Regions from separate parts of the Homo sapiens genome. Here region 2 is linked to region 1. Evidence: read pairs that join two places in POLR2A ChIA-PET (ENCODE). Cell type or tissue: CD4-positive, alpha-beta T cell. All regions are shown on one strand. Each heading gives the region's core, and the rest is flanking DNA. Links, peaks and the distances in the headings are about the cores only. Region 1 overlaps G3BP2 (G3BP stress granule assembly factor 2). Region 2 overlaps CCNI (cyclin I).

Region 1 (9,172 bases), core at 1,808-6,807:
TGTCGACGGAGGCAGAAGCGACGCAGATGCGAAAGTGGCGGCCTCCGGGCACCATTTCTGTGCACGGAAACAGAATCCGGGTTTGAAGGCAGCCGCCGCTTCGCTTACCCAGTACCTAGTGTTCCGTCGTGTTTGACCAACCCCCCTCTCCCTGCCACCGCGGGTTTAATCCGAACGTGTTCGGATACTGGAACTGTAACGTGCGCCTTCTTCGTCCCCCTCTTATGCAGACGATCCCTTATTGACTCGGGAATGGCTTTTGGGGGATGGGTTCCCGCTTTTGTTGGGATGGGGGGACAGAAAGGAACAGAAGCTTCCCTAGATTGTGTTGATTTTGTTAGTGGAATCTGATAGAATTTTTCCTGCGTCTCTAAAAGCAGATTTCTTAAGATGGCCCTTTGCCGCTTTGGGGCGAATATAGATTTTCGTCTATAATTTCCTGCATAGATCAGCTTTTTTCCCCAAGACATACTTAATGTTCTAACGGATTTGGGGGGTGGGAGGAGAGTGCCTTTTCCTTCATAACAACAACAAAAAAAAGGCACTTGCACTTTTAGCTGGAATAGTAAAGTCCTGTTCTCCCTGTATGATTGTTGTGGGATATTAACTTGGATTAAGATACTGTGGTTTTAGGTTCAAGGCTCTGTACCTTGTTCTGGTCTTTCAAACGTTAGTGTTGCAGGTACCTGGATCTAGGAAACATTAACTGTCGTTAAGAGAGCCCCGGTGTACTAGAGTGGGAGATGATGGCAATTTTTCTCTAGCTCCATATTTGGCAGTTAATATAGCCTTAGGCATGTGAACCAAGTTTCTAAGTAAACTTTTGGCCCTGTTAGCATCCAGTGGTCTTTTTGATAATCCAAGATTCCTGGTCTTAGGAGATAAACGGTACGATGAGTTTGAACCTCAGGATTGAATTATCCTTTCTTTGGCAGTAACATTTTTCTTAAATGTTTAAGATTACTCTTATGGGCCTTTATGTTATGATTTAATCTTTACAAACTAATTCTGAAAAGCAGTCAAGGAATTGTAGGAATAATAAGGACCTAGAATGAATTTCTTACTAAGAGCTGTCATAGTTCAGATTGATATTCAGGGTCGAAATATTAGTAATAGTGAAAAAACATCAAGAGTGAACCAGAATGCTTGTGGGATGGATGGGGATAAAAATTAGAAGGTAAAGAAGAAAACACATTATTTGACCATTTCGTAGAGTAACTAACTTAACTGTTCAGTTAGCAGCTGAGCAGTTGATTTGTCAGCAGGCAACTCCTGGTTTGAAGAAAGTGTTGGCACTGTGTCTTTAGATTCTGAAAACTTCCCTCCTTATCCTGCAAAATTATCGCTGTTTATTACGCATAATTAGGATTGAACATTTTCCCCCTAGATTGCTTTAAAAAGACTTTCCACATATTTTGAGTGAATATGGAGACAGTGAATGACTCCTTTTCAATGTTGATTTTGAAAGGCACAAACTAAAGTGTTGCGTCTGAACTTAAATTCAGTAGAATTTAATGGACAAACATGACCTAGTTACTCTCCACTGGTAGACACTTGTTTTATATCCGATAGAATAAATTGGTCCACCCACCTTCAGGAAGGTCCTGGCCTACCTTCAGAAGCAATAGAATTAGTTTCTTGACTGTCGTGTTTCTGCTTACTTTTATCTGCTAATTTCCAAGTATTTTACCCTATCTTGAAACCATAGGTATATTGAAAATTATTCTTGGATTTTCTGTTGCTGTCCTGCTGTATTCCTTTGCTTTTCACTCTTCTCAACAGTTTCACATAAGCTAACAATTGCTTGTTTAAAATTAATTTTTTGTATTGTTGGAAGAGCTGGCTGCTCTTCCAAAGCGGTTGTTCCTAACCAAAGTGTAATGAAAACATCAGTTGAGTCAGGAGTCAGGAGACCTGATTTCAAATCCTCTTTCTTTTTACTGTAACTGAGGAACCCCAAACACCTTTCCTTAGGCTCTCTAAACATCCTTTTCTGTAAATGAAGATAATGCCCTATCTATTTTAAAGACAAAAGAAAATAGTAGGTTACTTGTTAAACTTTAAAACATAGTATAAATACATGCTTTATTTTTGTGGACAGCAAGCATTTCCATTTCTTACTGCTTGGTCACTTTTAATAGCTTCTGAATTTTAAAACTAGCCTCCCTCAACTTCTGAGAAGGACAGAAAACAAAAACACCTTTTGGAGCCTGAATAAGAGATTTAATCCATAACTTACTTTTATTATTTATTTGTACCACTATGATTCTTAGATCTTCTTTGTGAAGCTTTCATTCAATGGTGTACCACAAAAGATTGAAGGTCATTTCTTTAAAAAGGTATAGTGTTCCTTAGATTGTTTAAGTTACTTCAAACAAAAACCATCTGGAATTTCAGAAAGTTCCAGTATTAATATGCATTTAGCTGTTGGAAATGGATATAGTCCATGGTTCAATTAAAATAAATAAACCTGACTAGTTTGAGCCCAGCTATGAGTGAGGGACTCCAGAGGGGAAAGGGGTAAGTATCCTATAGTGGAGATAAGCTGTGTCTTAGCACCCACATAACCTTTGGTAACAGTATCTGGTAAAGAGAACTGCCTCCTATTACTAGAGGTCTTATTCTTTTTATAATAACTAATACCAAGTACTTACAACTCAGCTCACTGCAACCTCCGCCCCCGGGTTCAAGCGATTCTCCTGCTTCAGCCTCCTGAGTAGCTGGGATTACAGGCGCCCGCCACTGCACACGGCTAACTTTTTTGTGTTTTTAGTAGAGATGGGTTTTGCCATGTTGGTCAGGCTGGTCTCGAACTCCTGACCTCAGGTGATCCACCCATCTCGGCCTCCCGAAGTGCTAGAATTACAGGCGTGAGCCACTGCACCCGGCCTCTTTTTCCTTTTGTAGTTTCTGGTACATACATAGTAGCCATAAAATAAATGTTGAAATGAATTTATTTTGTATAACCCATTGACTCAGCTTGTGGATGGGAATGAATGAAGTAAGACAAAGGCGCAGAGAGTGAAATTGCAGAGAATAATATTAGGTGATTAAAATATTTGTATAGAATTTGATACAGGGATGAGAAAGTATAGTAGGAGATAAATTTGAAAGGTTGGTTATGACATTGAATGTCAGACTGGATTTCTGTGTAGGGCCTTAGATGCCAAACTGAATGCAGGTGTTTGGATTTTACTCAGTACAGTATATACTACACGTGATACAGGGGCTTGAAAGACTTTTGAAGAATAAAAGGTCTGAACAGTGGGAGTGAAAAGGAGGGCACAAATTCCACCTTCTGAATTGTAAGGATTTCACAGTTTAAGTGGCAAAGCTAAAGGGGAGAAAGTCACGACTGAGCTTTCAAGTTGAGAAGATTATGACACTTTTAACAGAAATAAGGAAATAGCTTTCTTTGGTGCATGCGTGTATTGGGACATATGTGGGTCATGTCTAGGTGTTCAGTATGTGGTGACAAATGTAAAATTTGAACTTATGGTATAGACTAGATACACGTTTAGGTAGACATGAGACCAGAAGCTGAAATTGCCAGGTTAGAAGACAGAACCTTGAGAAATTCTGCGTTTGGATGAGAAGGAAAATTTGCCTTATAGAACTCTAGAAGAGTTAGGAGGAGGTAGTCAACATTGATAATGCAGATGGGTGGAGGATTGAGAAGTCATTCGATTATTGAGAAGAATTGTGATGTTTCCAGAGAATTGCATTCAAAGGAGAGCTGAGTTATAATATTTGAGAGGGGAATAGAAGATGAAGACAGGTGTACAGTTAGTAATTTAGGGCAGAGCATGATCAATAAACTGCTATGATAAAGGCCAAAAGTGCTTTAAGAGTTAATAGAGAAGAGTTATATTCTGTTGAGGAATTCAGTAGGAGTAGAAAGATTTTCAAGGGGACAGGATTTCTGCTGGGCCCAGATAAATGCATAGGGTTTCAATCATTGCAGATAGGAAGGTGTGAGATGAGTATTGGAGGAGAAGTCAAAAGTCCTGCTTCTTGTTAACAGACTTTTAGGATCTTAGTGTTGGAATGGCCTAATCTTACTTTTTTGGATGTATGGACTCTACTATGTTTGTGCCAAACCATTCAGTTAGTCTCTGGAATACCTGTAGTGACTGGCTACTTGTTAAGTAGCTCTATTTGATATTTGGACAACTCGCGTTATTCTTGTGTTATGTTTCACCCAAATCTACCTTCTTATAATTTCCATTCACTATATTCAATTAGCAATCAACTCATTTTAGATATTACATCTAAATTAATGTAGCCTAAGATTGATTGTTTTGGAGGCAGCCCCATTATAGTAGTGATTCACTGAACTTTAAATGGTAAACAAAAAACCTAAATGTTTCTTACCTAAAAGGTGACGTTTTAGTCAAAGTTTGAGGAAAGGAGAGTGATAACTTTGGTTTTTACGTTATTTTGAAACTGAGGAAATATAAGTTCATTGTAGGATAATGAAGCTCAATGTGACTTTCTTTTCTAATCTGCATGTATGTCTACCAATGCTCCACTCCCTCTCAGTGTGTATTATCTACCAATACTCCACTCTCTCTCAATGTGTATAATTAATAGATTCAGAAAATATGGTGACAAATATAGAGCAATTTTCCGTGAGAGCTGAAGTGCATGTGCTTCAGGAATTAGGCAAATGCAGAGGAAACATTTTAAGAAACAGGAATGAATAAAATATTCTGATGAAGATTCACTGGGATTTTAGGTGCGATAGGCAGAGTTGGAGAGTAAAAAGCCTCTAAACTATACTGGATAATGTTTTCGGTTTTTTGTTTTTTGAGACAGAGTTTCGCTCTTGTTGCCCAGGCTGAAGTGCAAGGGTGTGATCTCAGCTTACTGCAACCTTTGCCTCTGAGTTCAAGCAATTCTGCTGCCTTAGCCTCCTGAGTAGCTGGGACTATAGGCGCGTACCACCAGGCCTGGCTAATTTTTTGTATTTTTAGTAGAGACGGGCTTTCACTGTGTTAGCCAGGATGGTCTCGATCTCCTGACCTTGTGATCCTCCTGCCATTGCCTCCCAAAGTGCTGGGAAGTAGGCATGAGCCACTGCGCCTGGCCTTGGATAATGTTTTCATTTGACAAGTAAAAGACGGATTTGTTCATGAGAGAGCTTTGACTGTGTATAGAGCTAATGTATCAGATAAAATTTTACACTGTGCATTCCTGTGTGAGATTCTTCACATTTTCAGGTGTCATTGGAAGAAGTGGAGTGTGATATATTGTATTTAACTTTTTCTAAAAAGGTTGTTAGGTGAGGCTAACAACCACCTTATTGAAGATGGTAGTTATCTTTGAAGGTGCTAATCTAAGAACTTTCTAAAGATTTCTTTTTGTGTATAAGTATCCTTTAATCTTGGCTATCTTTTTTTTTTTTTTTTTAAACAGTGTCTCACTCCTGTTACCCAGGTTTGAGTGCGGTGGTGCCATCTTGGCTCGCTGCAGCCTTGACTTCCCGGGCTCAGGCATTCCTCCCACCTCAGCTTCCCGAGTAGCTGGAGCTACGCTTGCACACTACCACGCCCCGCTAATTTTTTGTATTTTTTAGTAGAGACGGGGTTTTGCCATGTTGCCTGGGCTGGTCTCAAACACCTGAGCTCAAGCGATTCACCCACTTTGGCCTCCCAAAATATTGGGATTACAGGTGTGAGCCACTGCACCAGGCCTTCTTGGCTATCTTTGTAGAACTGTATAGTCTTGTAGGCTTGACCGGGGATTTCTTCTCAATTTGTAAACTAGGAAATCGAGATCCAGTAAGGTCATGAGTTTTTCATGGCCATGGATAAGATAGTTGAAACCTTTTACTCCCATATTCAGAATTTTGTTTCGTTTTGTTAACTTTTTTTAAGAAATGGAAGGTCCCAGATCTAGAAATGGATTACCTGTAAGATGATTTGCTATGAATAATAAAAATGGCACAATTCTTTCTTCTTGTAATCACTTTTATTCTGAAAGTGTAATTTGGCTTTTTTCCTTTTTCTCAACCTTCTTACGTACACTGCATGAATTATAAATACGAACTTTATATTACTTACTCAATTTTCATAGTCTTATTTCCTGCAATACCCAAACCACGTTGTTTGATGGTTGATCTCTAGTAGTCATTTTCTGGTTGATTTCTATCAATTATATTTTGGCTCTCTAAATTCTGAGTCACTTCAAATCGGAGTTATGGTTAAAGAAGTAACTGATGTAATTAGTTGAAACACTGTTCTCTCAGTAAATCTTGATTTTGTTTTACCATTCCTTTGGGAGCCTCCTCTGCACCTTAAAAGCTCAGCTTTCTATATAACCTGTTATATGCCTGTTTAGATTTTACCAGATTAGCATTGCCTTACTTATTTACCATTTGAAGTTAACTTTTCAAGTTACTGCCTTCCAATAGTTCTAAGTATTAATTTATTGAGTATTGATTAATCAAATATTACTTCTACTGCCCTTCCCTGTCTCTCTGTTCTAAATTGATGGTATGTTGGCCATTATACTTCAGTGACCATGTAGATAGTGGGCAATTTGAAGCTTTTTTTGAACCTTGTTACAACAAATCTTTAGAGCATTTTGACCTGTGATATTATATATGTATTATGTACCATTTTATTTTGGTTTGAGAAACAAATATGTAAGTGACAAAAATGATAGATCAGTATGTACTCTATGAATATGATGGGAAATTTGGGATAAATGACAACAGTGTTCCTGTAGAAAATCTGGAAATCCAGAGAGAAGAAAACAATTCCCAAACCCGGAAATTCCTAATAGTATTTCTGTCACTATCAATTTAAAGAAAACTATTTTGTGTATAGTTATTTTGTTCAGAGAGTAATGTAGTATTTTCCCATGTGTTAGTATTATTTTACCATCAGTTTTTATGGTGTTAAAATACATATAATTTCCATGTTTTAGTTATCTTGTTAAATTTTACCAGGTAAGTCTACTGTTCTTTACCCACCCTCATTATTCAAAATAAAAATGTTAGTTGCTTAGCTGTGTGTGTGTGTGTGTGTGTGTGTGTGTTTGTTTGTGTGTTTGTGTGTGTGTGTGTGTTTGTGTGTTTGTGACTACAGGTGTGCACCACCATGTCTGGCTAATTTTAGATGGGGTTTTGCCTTGTTGCCCAGGCTGGTCTTCAGCTCCTAAGCTCAAGCAGTCTGCCCACTTCGACGTCCCAAAGTGCTGGGATTACAGGCGTGAGCCACAGCCCAGTGCTTTGTTACTTTAAATGTAGCATATGTGAGTCCTTTTTGCACTAGGGTTGTTACCCTTATTGGGAGTTTTAAGTTTTCTGGAAAATCAATGACACCTGAAATGGCAGTATTTGGATCTGCTCTTTGTGAATTAACTATTTTTGAAAGCAAGTGAGGCATTATAAAAAATTTTAAACAGATTTGGGGATTTTTGTAAATCAAGTTTGAGAGTTTAAGAAGGACAGTTAGAGGAGGGATAGTTTGTTGGAAAGGAAGAAACAAGGAACCTAAAAACATAATGTAGAAGTTGAATTGTGAGTCACTAGAATTATGTAAAGCTACACTCTATCTGTAAGCTCTACTATAGTTGGTATTTGATTTTTATTAAAAACAGCATCACAATTTTAATGACCTATGCAGGGCTGTCTCTGAAATTGTTTTAGTTATTTAAAGTAAACACACATGGAAATTGACTTTTTATTTTTAATTTTTTGTATAGAGATGGGGTCTCTCTGTTGGCCAGGCTGGTCTTGAACTCCTGGCCTCAAGCTTTCCTGCCACCTCCACCTCCCAAAGTGCTGGGATTACAGGCATGATCCACTGTGCCAGCCTGCAGTGTTTTTTTGTCTGTTTGTTTTGAGACAGAGTCTTACTCAGTTGCCCAGGCTGGAGTGCAGTGGTGTGATCGCGGCTCACTGCAACCTTTGTCCCCCAGGTTAAAGTGATTTTTTGTGCCTCAGTCTCCTGAGTAGCTGAGATTACAGGTGTGTGCCATCAGCTCTGCTAATTATTTGTATTTTTAGTAGAGATGGGGTTTCACCATCTTGGTCAGGCTGGTCTCGAACTCCTGATCTCAAATGATCCTCCCAGCTCAACCTGAAGTTTAAGCAGGACTTTATTTATTTATTGAGATGGAGCCTCACTCTGTTGTTGCCCAGGCTGCAGTGCAGAGGCATGATCTTGGCCCACTACAAACTCTGCCTCCTGGGATCAAGCGATTCTCCTGCCTCAGCTTCCCAAGTAGCTGGGACTACAGGCGCCAGCCACCACGCCTGGCAAATTTTTGTATTTTACTAGAGAAGGGGTTTTACCATTTTGGCCAGGCTGGTCTCGAACTCCTGACCTCAGGCGATCTGCCCACCTTGGCCTCCTGAAGTGCTGGGATTACAGGCGTCAGCCACCGCACCTGGCTAAGCAGGAATTTCAACTGCATCCTGATTTACCCAGTAGATACATGCTTAGGAATTATGATTTTTTTTTTTTAGTACTTTTAAGTTTAATAGGTCTTTTTAAAATAAAACAGGTGGCTGGGCACGGTGGCTCACGCCTGTAATCCCAGCACTTTGGGAGGCTGAGGCAGGTGGATCACGAGGTCAGGAGTTCAAGACCAGTCTGGCTAACATGGTGAAACCCCGTCTCTACTAATAATACAAAAATTAGCCAGGTGTGGTGACACGTGCCTGTAGTCCCAGCTACTCGGGAGGCTGAGGCAAGAGAATTGCTCTGCCGGGAGGCAGAGGTTGCAGTGAGCCAAGATCGTACCACTGGACTCCAGCCTGGGCAACAGAGCAAGACTCCATCTCAAAAATAAAATAGGTTATATTTCATATTTTTATTTTTTATTTTTTTGAGACGAGTCTCGCTCTGTCGCCCAGGCTGGAGTGCACTGGCGCGATCTTGGTTCACTGCAACCTCCGCCTCCCGGGTTCAAGCAATTCTCTGCCTCAGCCTCCGGAGTGGCTGGGATTACAGGCACCCACCACCACACCTGGCTAATTTTTTTATTTTTAGTAGAGATGGGGTTTCACCATCTTGGCCAGGCTGGTCTTGAACTCCTGCCCTTGTGATCCACCCGCCTTGCCTCCCAAAGTGCTGGGATTACAGGTGTGAGCCACCGTACCTGGCCCTGGGGATTATATTCCTACAGTAAATGATAAGTTTTGTTTGTGGCTCACACC
Region 2 (12,352 bases), core at 6,610-11,609, 1.4 Mb before region 1:
GCCTCTACTAAAAATACAAAAATTAGCCATGTGTGGTGGTGTGTGCCTGTAATCCCAGCTACTCAGGAGGCTAAGGGAGGAGAATCACTTGAACCCAGGAGGTGGAGGTTGCAGTGAGCCGAGATCGTGCCACTACACTCTAGCCTGGGCAACAGAGTGAGACTCTTGTCTCAAAAAAAAAAAAAAAAAGCCCATGATTTTAGACTGTATTTATGGTAAAATTAAAGCTAATTTAGAAGAGGCAAAATATCGTGAGGAGCTATCGAAGTTTTCAGCTATGGAAAAGATGAATTGGTGAGCATGATAGCACCCTTCAAAGATTGGAAGGATTGGTGTGAAAGAGATTAGATTTTGGTAGGTTAAAGTTGTGAACAAGGATGTATCAAAAAAAAGAAGGTACCAAAACCCCACACACAGTGGGTTGGTACAGGTGGGGGTAGAGTTTTTGGTTGTGTGTTTTTGTTTGGGGCACCAGTGGTTGAAACTGGAACAATTGGTTGGGTCTCTGTTCCGTCGAAGTACTGTGCTGTGGACACAGTGAGTAATAAAAAAAATGAGGACACTTGGACACAGGAAGGGGAACATCACACACCGGGGCCTGTTGTGGGGTGGGGGGAGGGGGGAGGGATAGCATTAGGAGATATACCTAATGTAAATGATGAGTTAATGGGTGCAGCACACCAACATGACACATGTATACATATGTAACAAACCTGAACTTTGTGCACATGTACCCTAGAACTTAAAGTATAATAATAAAAAAAATATATATATATAAAAATGATATTGGCAGATGTGACTGCATAGGGATTTCTTTATTTGGAGACACGGTCTCATTCTGTTGCTGGGGCTGGAGTGCAGTGGCATGATTTTGGCTCACTGCAACCTCAGCCTCCCAAGTAGCTTGGACCACAGGCACGTGCCACCACGCCTGCCTAATTTTTGTATGTTTTATAGAGATGGAGTTTCACCACATTGCCCAGGCTGGCGTCGAACTCCTTGACTCAAGCAATCTGTCCTCCTCAGCCTTCGAAAGTGCAAGGATTACAGGCCGGAGCCGCTGCGCCTGGCCAGGAATTTATAACGTAGTTGGGGAGTTAACAGAAAGCTGCTTTATGACATGATTAAAGAATCAAGAGTTTTTAGAAGAAATTACCTTTGAGATAGGTCTTTTTGGATTAATATTAGTTCTTTTTCCTCTCTATTTACCCCTTGTCATCTTAGTATGAAGATATTTTATGCTAATTATAGAAGATTTGCAAAAACTCAGGCGTTTAAAGACACAAAAATTAACAAAATCATAATTGAGTTAACCAGAATTAGTCTCTAGTAAGTTGAGAAGCAAATAGGTAGCATATGTGGAGTGGTACATAGGAAGGAGGATAGTAGCTGGAGTTGGGATAGAATGTGGAAATTAAAGAAGTGGTTTGCTATTTTTTGCTTTTCCAAATTTTTTATTTTTAAAAAAATTGGAACTTTTTACATGTTAATTCTGGATATTTAAAAAAATTCTTAGAGCCCATGAATCTGAAGTGTGTAATACAGATACATAGTTTACAGGTACATAGTTGAGAAAGTCAAATTGTTAGTGAAATTTATAATGAAAAACAGCATTCTCCTACGCTAGGCCTTTCTCACCCTTTTCTTACTCTGCAGAGGTTAACTACTCCCAACTCTTTCCTCCTTGTCCCGTTATTTAGCATCACATTTTCAAACAACTTGCTCTGCTGCTGTTTTTTGACATTTCAGTTTGAGATATTTATGAATTTCCTACTATGAAATGTAAAGACGTGGCTTTTATTTTACCCTCTTCCAATATCCATAGTTATGTCTCCACATCCTGCCAATGTAGTTTTATCATATTGCGATCCCTATCCAGTCTTTTCATTATTATTGCTGTATAAATATTGTGATACATTACTTTCTTAAATTCTTTTTTCTGAAGTTAATTACCTTTTTAGTTGCTTACCTTTCAACAAATCCAGCTAAGCCTTTTCACATTCTTTTTTGTTTGTTTGTTTGTTTGTTTTGAGACGGAGTCTTGCTCTGTCGCCAGGCTGGAGTGCAGTGGTGCAATCTTGGCTCATTGCACCCTCTGTCTCCTGGGTTAAAGCGATTTTCCTGCCTCAGGCTTCCAAGTAACTGGGATTACAGGTGCCTGCCACCATGCCTGGCTAAGTTTTGTATTTTTAGTAGAGACGGGGGTCTCACCATGTTTTGTCAGGCTGGTCTGGAACTACTGACCTCGTGATCTGCCCGCCTCCACCTCCCAAAGTGCTAGGATTACAGGTGTGAGCCACCGTGCCCAGCCACCTTTTCACATTCTTTAGCAGTTTCTTAATCCAATTTTCTACACACAGTCAAACCTCAAGTCTGTAGTTTGCTTCTTTTTTTTTTTTTTTTTTTTTTTTTTTTTAAACCTAGAAGCCTGCACGGTGGCTCACACCTGTAACCCCAGTGCTTTGGGAGGCCAAGCCAGGAGGACTGCGTGAGGCTGGGCAACATAGCAAAACTGCATCTCTACAAAAAAAAAAAAAAACCCCACAAAATTACCTGGGCTTGGTGATGTGCATCTGTAGTCCCAGCTATTTGGGAGGCTGAGGCAGGAGGATCACCTGAACCCAGGAGTTCGAGGCTGCAGTGAGCCACTACACCACTGTACTCTAACCTGGGCAACAGAGTGGGACTCTTGTTTCCAAATACATATAAACATAAAACCTAGAGACATTTCTCTTGGACTCTATGTTGTCTTGCACTGCTAAACTTGCTATTTAGACATGCTGCTCATTTTAGAGTGCTAGTCAATGTACTGTGGAGCTTTCTAGGTGAGCACTGTTCAGTAGAACTTACTGTATTAATAGGAATGTTCCTTTTGTGCACTGTCCGATATAGTATCCACTAGCCACATCTGGTTATTGAAGTAAGGCTATTGTGACTGAAGAAATACATTTTTTTTTTTTGGTTTGTTTGTTTTTGAGACGGAGTGTCACCCTGTTGCCCAGGCTGGAGTGCAATGGTGTGATCTCAGCTCACTGCAACCTCTGCCTCCCTGGTTCAAACGATTCTCCTGCTTCAGCCTCCCGAGTAGCTGGGATTACAGGCGCCCACCACCATGCCCAGTTAATTTTTGTATTTTCAGTAGTGATGGGGTTTCACCATGTTGGCCAGGCTGGTCTCCAACTCCTGACCTAGTGATCCACCCGCCTCGGCCTCCCAAAGTGATGGGATTACAGGCGTGAGCCACCATGCCTGGCCAATTTTTAAATTTTATTCAGCTCATAGTTAAATATCCACATGTGTAGCTAATGGATACTGAATTGGAAGCGCAATTTAAGATGATTTCATACTGGAGGGTATGGTTTCATACTGAAGAAGTGGGAATGGGTAGGATTTAATGTAATATATTTTCTTTTTAATGAAGGAAAAATGTTAGTGGTCCTTATCTGATTAGGTTTTTAAGAGGAATGTTTGGAATAACTACTTCTAAGAATTCCTGGTAAAAAAGCCAGTGACAAAGTTTTGACAATTTGAAACAGTAATAACATGTTTTGATCAGAGTCCAAAGGTTCCATCAATTACATGGCCTTGTTTTTATTCTCTTTATAACTGAATTTCAGATTTCAAGTGTGAATGTTTTAGATAACTGATTATTTTGGTATTTTAATACGATATTTTAAAGAGCTATAAAATCCTATACTGCCTCATAGCATTCTTATTTTGTTTTATGAGTTGCTTAATTAGTACTTTATATAATGCTACACTTATTCTATAACTAATTTTAAAACTTACTTGATTCTGTAGGTAGCTACAGCAAGCTGGGTAGCAGGCAGATCCAAAGGATATCATGAAGTTTCCAGGGCCTTTGGAAAACCAGAGATTGTCTTTCCTGTTGGAAAAGGCAATCACTAGGGAAGCACAGATGTGGAAAGTGAATGTGCGGAAAATGCCTTCAAATCAGGTAATGATTTTTCTCTTAAGACAGATGAATTTTATTAGAAATAAACATACTACTGCCATACATAATAATATCTTGACACTACATTGGAGGAGTGTGTACCATTTAAGGATGTGCTGTATTTGAGAGACTCTCCCTGTTTCTTTTTTGTGTAACAGGGTCTCACTCTGTCATCCAGTCTGGAGTGCTGTGGCATGATCTCAGCTCACTGCAACCCCTGCCTCCCGGGCTCAAGCAATCCTCTCACCTCAGCCTCCTGAGTAGCTGGGACTACAGGCGCATGCTACCATGCCTGGCTAATTTTTTGTATTTTTGGTAGAGATGGGGTTTCACCATGTTGCCCAGCCTAGTCTGGAAGTCCTGAGCTCAAGCAGTCCACCAGCCTTGGCCTCCCAAAGTGGTAGGATTATAGGCGTGAGCCACCATGCCCGGCCTCTTCTTTTTTAAAAACTCCTGCTCCTGCTGTGGCCTTTTCTTTCTGAAACAAGAGTTAACTGTTTTTGTTTGTTGACCTGTTTTGTTGTTATCTGAGTTACAGCTTTGGGAAAATAGTTAGGTTTGTTTTCTTTCATCATAATCTATACTAACAGTAGTAACCTTCTTTAGATATATAGTTTATAGTTAGCCACAGAGGCTGAACATCTTCATACCATTGTCTTTAGTCAACTAAAAACCTACTCTTTCATCATTAGCGGTAAGGAGTTCATGTGAATTACTAAGGTAATACCAATGTTGGAAGCTTTTTAGAAGATAGCCAGCTGGTCTCTTAACTACTGTTAGCTGCATAGTTTTTCTTTTAGAAATTTTTATACTTCTGTCATATATAATTATTTTTCACAAATAACTGTGAACTTTATCCACTCCAAAAGTTTATTGTATAAGATGTCTTATATGTCTTTTATCCTTAATATCTAACATGGTGCTTGGAAAATAGAATAGTGGTCAAATGTTCTTTTAATATGCATGAGTGAATGAATGGCAAATATGTAAGTTCCTCGTGTGTTGTTTTAGGCTATCCTTTGCTTATTGGTTTTGAAAGTATATATGCCTTTTTAATTCAATTCTAATTTTTCCTACTTATTCTTTCCCACAAGCTAAAGAAATACATTCTTCATTTACTGTTACTTGTCATTTTGCAAACTGATTAGTTAACTTGAATGAGGAGTGTTTATATATATGCTATCTCATTTAATATCTCATTTAATTCTTTGAAAAAGTACTCAGTAGTCCCAATTTGCTCAAGACTTTAATAAGTAATAGAATGATAATTTGGGCTGGACGCAGTGGCTCACGCCTGTAGTCCCAGCACTTTGGGAGGCTGAGGTGGGCAGATCACCTGAGGTCAGGCGTTCGAGACCAGCCATGGTCAACATGGCGAAACCCCATCTCTACTAAAAATACAAAAATTAGCTGGGTGTGGTGAGTCATTCCTGTGACCCAGCTACTTGGGAGGCTGAGGTATGAGAATTGCTTGAACCCAGGAGGCAGAGGTTGCAGTGAGCCGAGATCACGTCACTGCACTCCAGCCTGAACGACAGGGTAAGTGAGACTCCGTCTCAAAAAAAAAAAAAAGAAAAAAAATTATAATTCGATCCTTTTCCTAAGGTAGTCCTCTTCCTGTGATATTTTGTGTGTGTGTGTGTGTGTGTGTGTGTGTGTGTGTGTGCGCGCGCGCGCATGTGTGATTTTTAGATTAGTTGGGAATTCAAGTCATTTAGCAAATGTCTGCTGAGTATCTGCTATACTCTAGGCACTATTCTAGGTATTGGGGATACAACAGGAGAAAATAAATTCCTGCCCTTATGTTGTGACATTCTAGTGAGCCTCAAAACTTTTTTATAGCTGCTTGTAGGACCATTCCTTTCCTCCTCCTGCTATCTCCTTAAGTCAGCATGTAACCAACAATAATATATTTTTACAGCCTGGTCTTTGAAGGTGATATTCTACCTAGATTGTAGTATATTGCTATATTACCAAATAATCTGACCTATTTCTTTTTTTTTTTTGAGAAGGAGTTTTTTTCTCTTTTTGCCCAGGCTGGAGTGCAATGGCATGATCTCGGCTCACTGTAACCTCGGCCTCCCGGGCTCAAGTGATTCTCTTGCCTCAGCTTCCCAAGTAGCTGGAATTAACAGGCACCCGCCACCATACCTGGCTAATTTTTGTATTTTTAGTAGGGACAGGGTTTCACCATGTTGGCCGAGCTGGTCTCGAACTCCTCACCTCAGATGATCTTCCTGCCCCAGCAACCCAAAGTGCTGGGATTACAGGCGTGAGCAACCACACCCAAATCTGGCCTATTTCTGTAGGTGATTTAATGAATACTGGTGTGGTAATACCAGAGAACAGAATAGTATCAGAACTTCTGAGAGAGATCCACTTCTTAAGGATTTGCCTTTAGTAATGCCAAGTAGAAGCCATATTTAATACTTGTAAAATTTGGGTGGCCTTGGTCTGGTGGGGATAGGAGTTAAGAATAGGGGTAAAAGGCTATAGGGGCTTGAGTTGCTTGCCAGGGTAACCCCCAGGGACACTTCTCTATTCTATTTTTTTTTTTTTTTGGAGACAGAGTCTTGCTCTGCTGCCCAGGCTGGAGTGCACTGGCGCGATCTTGGCTCACTGCAAGCTCCGCCTCCCGGGTTCACGCTATTCTCCTGCCTCAGCCTCCCCATTAGCTGGGACTACAGGCGCCCGCCACAACGCCCGGCTAATTTTTTGTATTTTTTAGTAGAGACGGGGTTTCACTGTGTTAGCCAGGATGGTCTCGATCTCCTGACCTTGTGATCCGGCCTTCCAAAGTGCTGGGATTACAGGCATGAGCCACCGCACCCAGCACCTTCTCTATTCTAGTTCTAACTCTTATTTTCCTCTAAGGGACTGGCTTTTTTTTTTTTTTTTTTTTTTTTTACCTCCCTTTCCACTGTTGCTCTGACTTTTCTAATTTGGTTTTGAAGTGTTGGTAAAAATGGAAAAGTAAGATATTTTTAAGCTTTCTCTTATGCCTTTTTCCTCCAGTTTCCTTCTAACTTCCCCCCTGCCCCAACTATATTTTGAAGTCAGTCTCTCACATAATTCTTGTTTAATTTGCATCCCCTATCCCCAAATTTAGGACAGTGTGGTCAGGCAAGAATATTATGCAGCTGTCACTCACCTTCTATGTGTTTCTGCCACACTCTGCTTCCCTTATGACAGCACAAAGTATTATAATTTTCTGGTGATTTGACTGTGAGTTTCCCTGAGGGGTATGGTGGTGTCATTTTTGTTTACTTGCATATAATAGACTCAAAGTAAGCATTTAAGTGAATGGTGATTATCATTTCTTTATGATTCATTCAGGTACCTTACTGTGTTCTTGGCACTTGCAGAGAACTTCTTTTATATTATGTAATAGTACTTTCAAGTTCATGATAATTTTGTTACATGAATTTGGGGAAAACATTGAAACTGGTCAAAGTGGCACATACTTTCAGATGTTCTCAATTTATTTTGCCAAAGTGCTTTTGATTTACAAAGATAAAACCCTGCCACAAATTGTTGATATACAGATGATTTTCAGTAGAATTTTAGAACTCTAAGGAATCTTAAAAAGAGGTTGTTAACAGCTTTTCTAGTCATTCTCAACTGGAGTTTAGATTTGCTGCTTCCTACTTCATCAAAGCCAAAAGGAAAAATTTAATTTTTTTTTTTTTTCTGAGACAGGGTCTTGCTCTGTTGCCCAGGCTGGGGTGCAGTGGCTCCATCACAGTTCACTACAGCCTCTATTTCCCAGGCTCAAGTGATCCTCCCACCTCAGCCTCCCAAGTAGCTGAGGTAACAGGCACGCACCACCATGCCTAATTTTTTTATTTGTGGAGATGAAGTCTCACTGTGTTACCCAGGCTAGTTTCAAACTCCTGGGCTCAAGCAGTTTTCCTGCCTTGGCCCCCTACAGTACTGGGATTACAATTGTGAGCCATGCCCAGAAATTTAATTTTTAAAAAAATGTTGAACGTTTAACAGGTGTAATGAGATGCTGTGGGAACATAGGAAGGTACTCAGCCCAACTTGAATTATCAGGAAAAGTATCTGGCGGGGAGTAACATCAAAATAGCTCTCAAGAGATACATAATAAGGCAGGTGAGAGAGAAGGGAGTGCGTTCCAGTCAGTAGGAGCAATATGAACAAAGGAGCAGTAACGTAAAATACCAGGGGCAAGGAAGGATCATCAGTAGAAGTTACTATTACAGCATGAAGTTTAAGACAGAAAGTGATGGAAGATGTCCGAGGTTAGAGAGGTAGGTCATAGCCGGGCATGGTGGCTTGCACCTGTAATCTCAACACTTTGGGAGGCCGAGGCGGGTGGATCACAAGGTCAGGAGATCGAGACTATCCTGGCTAACATGGTGAAACCCCGTCTCTACTAAAAATACAAAAAATTAGCTGGGTGTGGTGGCGGGTGCCTGTAGTCCCAGCTACCCAGGAGGCTGAGGCAGGAGAATGGTGTGAACCTGGGAGGCGGAGCTTGCAGTTAGCCAAGATTGCGCCACTGCACTCCAGCCTGGGTGACAGAGCAAGACTGTCTCAAAAACAAAAAACAAAAACAACAACAACAAAGAAGAGGTAGGTCATAGATTTGTATGCCATGCTGGGGAATTGTACTTAATCTTTTAGGTAATGGTGAACCTTTTAGAGTTTAAAGCTGGGGAGGTTGTATATTTTAAGGAGAAGACTAGCAGCATGTGGAATATAATATATATACAGAATATATATTAATAGCAGTCTATATTTTACCATGTTTGATCAATCCATTATAAATTCTCTTTAGGATTATTTGTTCAACTACTGAATCCTTCTAATCCTATTTAAGCAGTCCATATGAGAAACAGTTCACCTGATGGAATCAGGAAATACTGTTTTGGGCTTTTTCTTTTTCTCTCTCATTCTTTATTTTAGAGGAATAGGAATGAAATGAATTAGGCGCAGAACTTACTATTTGTAATGCTGTCATGATGATATTACTGTTTAGTACATATTTGAATTGATTTGAAAAAGTGACCTTAGACTCAGTATTACTTCAGTTAAATTGAGTCTTCTTAAACTGTTATCTTTTGGATTTTAAAAAAATTATTGCTGGTTTTGGCTAGTGATGATAACATTGGCTATGCAGGAATGCTTTTCTTGGCCCTGTTGTTAAATTTTACTATCTGGTATATGGGCCAAACATAGTGGCTTACACCTGTAATCCCAACACTTTGGGAGGCCGAGGTGGGAGGATTACTTGAGCCTGGGAGTTGAAGACCAGCCTGGGTAACATAGTGAGACCTCGTCTCTACAAAAAAGTAAAATTAGGCCGGGCGCAGTGGCTCACGTCTGTAATCCCAGCACTTTGGGAGGCTGAGATGGGTAGATCACTTGAGGTCAGGGATTTGAGACCAGCCTGGCCAACATGGCGAAACCCCATCTCTACTAAAAATACAAAAATTAGCCAGGCGTGATGGCACAAGCCTGTAATCCCAGCTACTTGGGAGGCTGAGGCAGGGAGAATTGCTTGAACCTAGGAGGCGGAGGCTGCAGTGAACTGAGATTGAACCACTGCACTCCAGCCTGGGTGACAGAGCGAGACTCCATCTCAAAAAAAAAAAAAAAATTAGCCGGGCCTGGTGGCACGTACCTCTGGTCCTAGCTACTTCAGGATGCTGAGGTGGGAGGATCACTTGGGGCTGGGAGGTCGAGGCTGCAGTGTGCCATGGTTGTGCCACTGTACTCCAGCCTGGGTGACAGAGCAAGACCCTGTCTCAAAAAGTATATGGAATATTAAAGTTCAAAGATATTGTCATGATTTCTTTCATGACTAATTGTTAACAGTGTTTAAAATAACTTCATAGATAATGTTTTGTAAATTTGTTTTTCTGACATTATTAGAGAATTGGGTAGTTTAGAGGTGGGAAAGGAGAACTAATATTTGAGTACGTTTGCATTCCATATATATGCTTTACATTAGTTATGTCATTTAGTTATAACTATATGATAATCTCCATATAACTGTATTCTCTTTTTTTGTATGTTACCTTTGTGATTCTTCTTACAATTGTATGTTTCTGTTATTGTTTAATGCCAAACACCAAATAGTGACATTATTTAATGTAATCTGTCATTCAGGGATTTTTTTTTTTCTCCCATACCCCACATTGTATCTCTAACTGAAGGTTAGAGTTAATGGTGTTCTTGTTTTCATAGCTACTGTAAGTCATCGTTCCTTTCATCTCCCTAAAAGCCTTCCCAGTTTCATCAGATTATAACATCACCTACCTCTCCTGGGAATTTATTTCCTTGTTGATGTGTTTGGCTGGCTTAGTTAACATTACTTTTCCTTATTTGTTGTGGCATTTTGGATAAAAGCTCATCTTGATAGGAATTTAATTTCTCTTGAATGCTTAACTCTTCATCCAGAAGTCTTGTGATTGGCTTTACTTGGTTCTCAGGGATTTTTATGGATCCTTAGTCCAGAACTAGATCTTAAAGTAGCCTGGATACAGAATTACAGCTAGATATGAGGAATAACTTCTAGTGTTCCATACCATTGTAGGCTTACTATGGTTAACTTAGGAAATACAAATGAACTATGATAACAGAATGATAGCCCATTTAAAAAACTGAAATCAATATTAATAAGTGAAAGTTACCAGGGGCAACAGATGAATTATACATTTAGAGATGATGAAAAAAAATATTGAACAGGAAATCAACCTGAAGTAAATGACTATTTTGAAAGCTTTCCACAAACACAAAACATTGTTGTTTTAATCTTCCTACATATTATTTGAGTATTCTCCTTACAGCTCTTTCAAACTGTTTGAAACTACAGTTTGAAAGAGCTGTAAGGAGAATACTGAATGTTCCCAAAATAAACAACCGGTTTTATTTTTTTAATGGCGACTCCAAAACTCAAGAGTAAAAGTTTTCTAATCACTATTACTTTAAAGTGTGTCCCTGCTAAAAATTAAGCTTATACTCAATAGGCTTACAACAACAATAAAACAATAATGTTTTGTGTTTGTGGAAATTTTTCAAAATAGTAATTTACTTCAGATTAATTTCCTGTTCAATATTTTTTCATCATCTCTAAGTGTATAATTCATCTGTTGTCCCTGGTATCTTTTACTTATTACTATTGATTTTAGTTTTTCAAATGGGCTATCATTTCCATTATCATAGTTCATTTATATTTCCTAAGATAAGTTAATGGCTACTTGCTGCGGGAGAAATTCACTGTATTTTCTTAATCTTAAGAGGTGGGGTAACTTAACTCCAAATTACTATCAGTTGATAATAGTGTTACTTAAACTTTAAAATGTTATATTCTCTGAGCACCTAAATTTAATTCAACTATGGATATTTGGTGAGATGACATAGTGAAAATTTTAATAAAGAGTAGGAGAATATTGGATATTGATATTAAATGTGATAATACATAAAGTTTTATTTCATGTGTCTCAAGTCTGATAGATTTTGAATAACCTTAACATTTTTAAATATATTTTGTAGTATTACCTAACCTTTTATGAGAGAGAATTCTAAACATACTCTTGATGATAGCTCAAACTTTGTCTTCTGTTTTCAAAATTGTTCCCTTATAGAATGTTTCTCCATCCCAGAGAGATGAAGTAATTCAATGGCTGGCCAAACTCAAGTACCAATTCAACCTTTACCCAGAAACATTTGCTCTGGCTAGCAGTCTTTTGGATAGGTTTTTAGCTACCGTAAAGGTAAGTGTTTTAAGATAGACTTACATATAACCTCATTTGAGTGTATGTATGCTAAACTAGAGGCTATTAGTGAACATTCTGTAAGGTAGAAAGAAGTGGAGAACTTTGCTGGAGAATGATGTATGTACCCATAAGAAGACATGGTGATGTCTTCTGCTATTGTTTATTTTATTTTTATTTTTTGATAGTTTTGCTCTGTTGCCCTGGCTGGAGTGTGTCTGCCTCCTGGGTTCAAGCAATTTTTGTGCCTCAGCCTCCCAAGTAGTTGGGACTGCAGACACGTGCCACCATGCCAGTCTAATTTTTGTATTTTTAGTAGAGACAGGGTTTTGCCGTGTTGGCCAGGCTGGTCTTGAACTCCCGACGTCAAGTCATCAGCCTGCCTTGGCCTCCCAAAGTGCTGGGATTACAGGCATGAGCCACCACTCCCGGCTTTCTACTATTGTTTAAAAAGCAGAAGTGTTTTTGGAAGTGTTTCTAATAGTATTCTGTAATTTTCTTTTTGTTACAAGTATTCATAACTTTTTAGCCTATGAAATTTTTTATCTCTTGATTTTAGCACAAACCGTATAGCATCAGCAGAATACTTAGTCATTTTCTAACATATTGGTGTACAGAGGTGGACAAGGAATCAGACTAGAATAAAGTATAA

Evidence for each region. ChIA-PET counts read pairs that join two places held together with the same protein. Peaks named below come from ENCODE experiments on the same cell type or tissue, not always from the same donor. Only the 100,000 strongest peaks of a DNase experiment are listed, where the experiment ranks them.
Region 2: POLR2A ChIA-PET joins it to region 1 with 6 read pairs; 2 of 35 experiments call an interaction of 5 or more read pairs at or near these places.

What each region holds. Positions count from the first base shown.
Region 1 is chr4:75,663,529-75,672,700 of GRCh38, reverse strand. The region is part of intron 1 of G3BP2 (G3BP stress granule assembly factor 2); the gene reads left to right. Among named protein-coding and RNA genes, the nearest start is that of G3BP2, 5.3 kb to the left of the region's middle. RefSeq lists an enhancer at 1-410. In CD4-positive, alpha-beta T cell, for the core only: no CTCF peak of the experiment used is centred there; no DNase peak of the experiment used is centred there; H3K27ac peaks cover 451 bases.
Region 2 is chr4:77,057,855-77,070,206 of GRCh38, reverse strand. It overlaps CCNI (cyclin I), which reads left to right. Exons shown (of 7, transcript NM_006835.3): 2 at 3,802-3,958; 3 at 11,572-11,700. The coding sequence starts at 3,845. Among named protein-coding and RNA genes, the nearest start is that of CCNI, 12 kb to the left of the region's middle. In CD4-positive, alpha-beta T cell, for the core only: no CTCF peak of the experiment used is centred there; no DNase peak of the experiment used is centred there.